2 separate regions of the Homo sapiens genome follow, and region 2 is linked to region 1. Evidence: chromatin contacts called from ENCODE POLR2A ChIA-PET data. All regions are on one chromosome and are shown on one strand. The core of a region is the stretch at or near the end of the contact, and the rest is flanking DNA. Distances in the headings are between cores, read along the strand shown. Region 1 holds the start of ZCCHC2 (zinc finger CCHC-type containing 2). Region 2 holds the start of TSHZ1 (teashirt zinc finger homeobox 1).

Region 1 (2,725 bases), core at 159-2,658:
GAGCGAGGCCGGGGAGGCCGCCGGGGCAGCGATCGCACCGCGAGTCCAGGGAGGCTCCGTGCGCCTTACCTGGGCCCTGGGGCCGGCAAACTTGCACGGCTCTACCTCCACCTCCGCGTCCTCGGGGCCCCCGCGGAGCGCGGCGCGGAGCCTCTCCAAGTGTTCCCTCAGGGTGACCCGCTGGTGGAAGGAGAAAGCCGGGTGCAGCGAGGCCATGGTGAAGAGCAGCAGCAGTTCCTCCTGGGCCCTGGAGCCAAGCCCGCCGCCGACCCGGGGCTCCACAATGCCGCCTTCCGGGCCTGAGCCGTCCTTCTCGGCGTCCTGCTCGCCGTCGCCGTCCTCGCCGCGCTCGTCCTCCGCGCCGCCCCGCGAGCCCTCGCCCCGGGCCGCGCGCAGGCTTTTGAGCACCGAGTCCACCTGGGGTAGCAGGCGGTGCAGACGGCCAGCGGCCTCCCGGTTCTCCGAGCCCAGCAGCGCCAGGTAGACGATGAGGCGCGAGCGCACCGCGGGCTCTCGGAAGTCGGCCAGCGGCCCCGGGTCCGAGAGGCCGTTGGCCTTGGCCTCCGAGTCGCGCAGGTAGTGGTAGTCCTTGCGCGCCAGGTCCTCCAGGCACGAGCCAAGGAAGCGCAGCTCCAGCGGGTTGCACAGGTCCAGCAGCCCGCACATGAACTCCAGGCGCTGCGCCGAGCCCAGCACCAGCCCGAACCACTCGTATACCCGCTCCTGCTCGCGCAGCGCCGCCGAGGGCCCCCCGCCGCCGCCCGGCATACCCGCCCCCGCCGCCGCTCCACCAGCAACAGGCGGCCCGAGTCCCCGGGGCGGCGGCGGCGGCGGCAGAGGGCCCCGCGACGGGCCCGCGGGCGGCGGCGGCGGCGGCGGGGGGCGGCAGTCGCGGCGGCGGCGCGAAGGCGCCTTCGCGCCCGGCCGCGCGTCCGCCTCGGGCTCCTCCGCCTCGGGCGGCGGCTCCGCGGGGTGCGTTGGCTTCAGCGGCAGCTTCATCCTCAGCATCCTCGGCTAGGGCGGCGCAGACATGCGAGCGGGGGCGGGCGGGAGGGGCCGCGAGGTGGAGCACGGGCCGAGGCGGCGGCGCGGCCGTCAGGAGCGGGGCCCCTCCATGCCGCCGGGGGAGGGCCGGGGCCGGGGGCGGGTCTCGGCCGGCGAGGGGGGCGGTGGCCGGCCGGCGGGGTCGCTGGCGTCGTCTTCCCGGGCTGGGGGCGGGGCGTGCCCGCGACGGCTCCTCCCCCTGGGCTCCTCGCCGGTTCTGGGAGCCCGGGTGCGGGTGGGAGCAAGCGAGCGAGGGTGTCCTCCTTCCGCCTCCCTCTCTCCGCCGTCCGCGCTGAGCCGGGGCGGCGGTGCCTGAGCTGTTCCCTCGCGAGCCGGTGAGGACGGAGCGGCTGGGTGAGGAGGTGGAGCAGCCGGGCCGGGCGGAGAAGCTTGCGGGCTCCGCGCACCTCACCTCCGCCAATCAGCACCGCGAATCGACGGTGACGTCGCTCTCCCCGCCCCCTGGGGGGCCGCCTTTCTCCAGGAAGCCACGCCCAACTGCTGGCCGGCCGCCTCCCTCTCGGCGGCTTCCGTGCGGTCCTAAAGGCTGGTGCTCGGCAGGAGGAGGACGCGGGCTGGGGCCGTGGGGCGGCGTGAGGGTAGCCCGGGAGCGGTGAGGAGCGTGCGAGGCCCACGTGAGCGGAGGGACGCGGCCGCTCTCACCTTTCCTGAGGGCCCTGGCCCGGCTTTGGACTCCTGATTCTCCTCTGCTTGCCAGCTGCCGCCCCGCCTCCGCCAGTGGTGCCCGGGCTGCCTGCGCGGCCGGAGTGAACGCGTCCCGGGAGCAGGGGTTTCTCCGAAGTGAGTGCGCCAGCCCCGGGACGAGCTCGTTCGAGTCCTCACCGCCCAGTGCACTTCCTGAAAGCCGGCGGTGGGCTGTCTCCCACCTTGTGAAACTTTGCCAGGTGTCGCTCACAGGGGACTGGGTCCGGACGCGGGTGGCGGCGCTGGTTTGCGGCCCCGGTTTGCGGCCCCGGCGCCGCGATCCCGGGCCGCGCCCACGCCCAGGCTGGAGGCACCGTGCGCAGGTGGGGACGCGCGGCCGGGAGGTGCGCAGCGGGACCCGGCCGGCCGAGGGTGAGCGCTGCTGGGGACGCTCCTAGTCTGTAACGCTCTGTGAAAATTATTTCCTGGATAGTTTAGGAAAAGCCTCTCCCTTCCCCGCCCCTAAACCTCTATCTTTTGGGAATCATTGATTTGCTAAATGACATTTCGGTGCCTAACCCATTTTGAATCCTTGTTCTGCTGTGAATTTCATGTGACTGGAGGAATTTAATAAGCTACCAACTTGACAGGCTTTAAACTTAAAAAAAAAAAGTTTTGTTACGTTTTTCAGATTTAGGCTTCCAAGATGTTTACACTCGCACTGTTACTTTTTTTTTTTTTTTTTTTTTTTTTTAGCAACATAGTCCAAATTTTTAAAACTCAGCTGGATCTTTTGAGGGTTAATTAAAAGGTGGGTTAAAAAAAATCTTAAGACTTTAAATTTAGAAGTCCTACTACAGCTATGTAGTAGGAGTATGCAGAAAGATAAGAATCACATTGTAACTCTTTGCGGTGGTGCTGGAACATCTGTTGGGAGAGCATATGCTGAACTCTGTTCACCTCACAAGTTTATGTCCTAAGAGGCTCATTCACAGTTCAGTAAAAGGGTGAACTGAAGCCTGAATCAGTTTCGGGG
Region 2 (2,725 bases), core at 71-2,570, about 13 Mb before region 1:
TCCACGCGCCGGCCCAGGTTGGGGGTGTGGGGGAGGACGGCGACCGCAGCCTCCAGACGACTGTGGCCAGCGCAGGCTGGGCCTCCCCTCCCCAGCTTGGGGCGGCCCGCGGCCCACGTCCCGCACCTCGGCCCGCGAAGCCCCCTCCTCCTGCTCCTCCCGGCGCCCACTCCCCGCGGCGCGGGCCGCGCGCCCGTTACCTGCCGAGCGCCGGGGGGCCTGCTGCTTCCTCCTCGGCATGCTGCTCGGCCGCCGCAGCCGTCGCCTCAGCCGCCGCCGGAGTTCGCGGGGCGCGGGGACGCGGGGCCCCGGGCGCGGGCGCAACTCCGCGGCGCGCCCAACTTTGGCCTCGTCCCCGCGGGCTCCGGGCTCCGGGCGCGCCGCGGACCGCGGGGAGCCGCTCGCATGGACCGCCGCGCCCGGGGCCGCTCAGGAGGCGGCGGCGGCGGCCGCGCGGCCCGCTTCCCGGCGCCGGGCTGCGGGCGGAGCGCGCGGGGCCTGGGCGCCGAGCCCGGAGTCATCCCCGGCGCGGGCCGCGGGCGCAGCAGCGGGCGCTCGGCGGGCCGGCCCGCGGCCCGCGCTCCATGCTGCCGCCTCCCCGCCGCCGCGCTGCTGCTGGGCGGGCGCTCCTCCCGGCGCGCCGCTCCGGGCGCTCCCCTGCGCCTTCTTCCGCGAGCCGAGAGTCGCCGAGCGCAACTTTCTCTCCCCCTCTCTCCTCGCTGTTTGGGGGTCGCGGCGAGTGTTTTTAGTGCGCGGGTCGCAGCTTTCTCATTGTGCGCCAGCGAGGCCGATGCAGGCTGTCCTTTTCCTCCCCGCACTTAGTCTAAGAGGAAGAAAGCAAACAAGACAGAGGAGTGAAGCCCCCGTACATACATGCGCCGGGGGGAGATGTCAGGCGCTGCTCCACCTTCCAAACAGTCACAGATCAAACAGTGTCACCCCGCCGGAGCGCCACTTGGTGCCCCGCGCTTCCACCCGGGGGGCTTGGCCGCCAGGATCGCCGCTTCTTCCAATGCGAAATCTAATGCAAACACATTTTGATCATGGATTTTTGGCCGGTCTTGATCTTCCAACAGAAAAAAATTTGAAAAATACACAAAAAGCACCCCCCCCTCCAAGAAAAAAAAAAGGCAACAACAACCCGGAGAGTGTGTGCAAAGGGGGTGAAGAGCAGACATTCACTGGGTGGGCGAGATGAGCGTGGACTGTCCCCCCCCCCCTCAAACTCCTGGGAGAGAGGGAGATGCACTCTCGCTCTCTCCTCTTTTCAGTGAAATATAACACACATTCGGATCGCAGAGCTTTCAGACAGTCTCAACTGATAGACAGACACATCGAGCTGCTTTTCCTGCTTCAGTTTTTACTCCTCCTCCTCTCGCCAACGTCACCCTGACAATTACAAATAGGTCTCTCACAAACCATACCTGTCAATCTTTTTAATTGCTTTGTTTTCTTTTTTTCGGAGCTAAACAATATGACAAAAAAAAGAAATCTTAATACAGCATAACATAAAAGATTGTACATTGGAGGAATTCATTCAGTGTTGTTATTGTAACCCACTGGCTGATACCGGGTAAAACCCATATGCTCTAAGTTAAGTAGACATTAGTTCCTGCAGATTTTTAAACCTGTTAGTTCCCCCCCAACACACACACATACACATACACACACTTGCACATTCATACACACGCAACCACGTGCATCCAAACTACCCTTGGGTGAAGCATGTCCTACATTTGGGGGGAAAAATATCTGTGTCGCTTTTGCAATCTCAGGTTGGGGGGTTAGATTTGGCTGGGGAGGAGCCCAGAGTAGCTTTTATATTTTGGTAATTCGTGGGTAACTGAAAAGCAAGATATTTTTAAAATTAAATTTTACAATTTAAATAAAAATGTAAAGATGGACTTAGTTCATCACAGAAAAGTGTGGAAATATTTAATTTGGCCCCTCTATAAAAAGTGAATTGACATTTGGTCCATGCACGCCAGTAGGGAGAAAACGGACACGATGGAACGACAGATCTTTCTAGCTGGGTTCGAAAATGAGGTCCTCACACAGCAGTGCAACGTCTCCAATTCAGTTAAGTCCCTCGGCATCCCCACGTAGAACTTTAAAATGTGTCTGTGCTCTGGGAATTTGGCCTTCTGGTTTTCTATATGTGTGTTCTCTCCCAATGGGAAACCTGTAACAGTCTTGTAGATCTACTTAAAACATTCATGGAAAAACATGAAATCTAGGCCAAAATAAATAAAATGGCTTAGTTCCTGCAACTTGCATGGGACAGACCGTGGACAGAAAGCACGCGCAAGGGGTTCCGGGGACAGGAAGCCACCAGCCTGGGGAGCGGGAGGCACTGGACATTTCCCCGCCCCGCGGTCGGTACGGGTGCGCGTGCGGCAGCGGCGGCAGGGGCTCCCCGCCCTGCCCGGGGTCCCCGGTCGTGCCCCGCCGCCCGGGCCGCGCTCGGGGTTGATTCGTACCACCTTGCAAGGAAGTGAACGCTTCGCACGGGAAGGGGAGGCGCCTGCGCCGGCCGCCGCGCAGCTCCGGGGACGCCCGGGGCTGCCGCCGGCTCGGGGCCGCAGACGACCGCGGGACGCGCGAGTCCCCCGTCCCCCCTTGCCCGCCGTCCCCCCCGCCACCCTTGCCCGAGAGGAGTCAAATCCGGCTTTTAGAGCTCGGGGAGGGTGGGGATATCCGGTGCCTCTCCCGCGCCAGGAGGAAG

The links. ChIA-PET counts read pairs that join two places held with the same protein, here RNA polymerase II (POLR2A).
Region 2: POLR2A ChIA-PET joins it to region 1 with 20 read pairs in activated T-cell. The contact joins the promoter of TSHZ1 here to the promoter of ZCCHC2 in region 1. POLR2A ChIA-PET finds 5 or more read pairs at or near these places in 3 of 52 experiments (GM12878, T-cell and activated T-cell).

What each region holds. Positions count from the first base shown.
Region 1 is chr18:62,521,708-62,524,432 of GRCh38, reverse strand. It overlaps ZCCHC2 (zinc finger CCHC-type containing 2), which reads right to left and starts at 1,408. Exons shown (of 14, transcript NM_017742.6): 1 at 70-1,408. The coding sequence starts at 1,008. RefSeq lists silencers at 1-124, 1,015-1,514, 1,545-1,814, 2,045-2,154 and an enhancer at 126-699.
Region 2 is chr18:75,209,392-75,212,116 of GRCh38, reverse strand. It overlaps TSHZ1 (teashirt zinc finger homeobox 1), which reads right to left and starts at 1,320. Exons shown (of 2, transcript NM_001308210.2): 1 at 201-1,320. The coding sequence starts at 240. RefSeq lists silencers at 7-326, 2,264-2,725 and enhancers at 1,209-1,503, 2,543-2,725.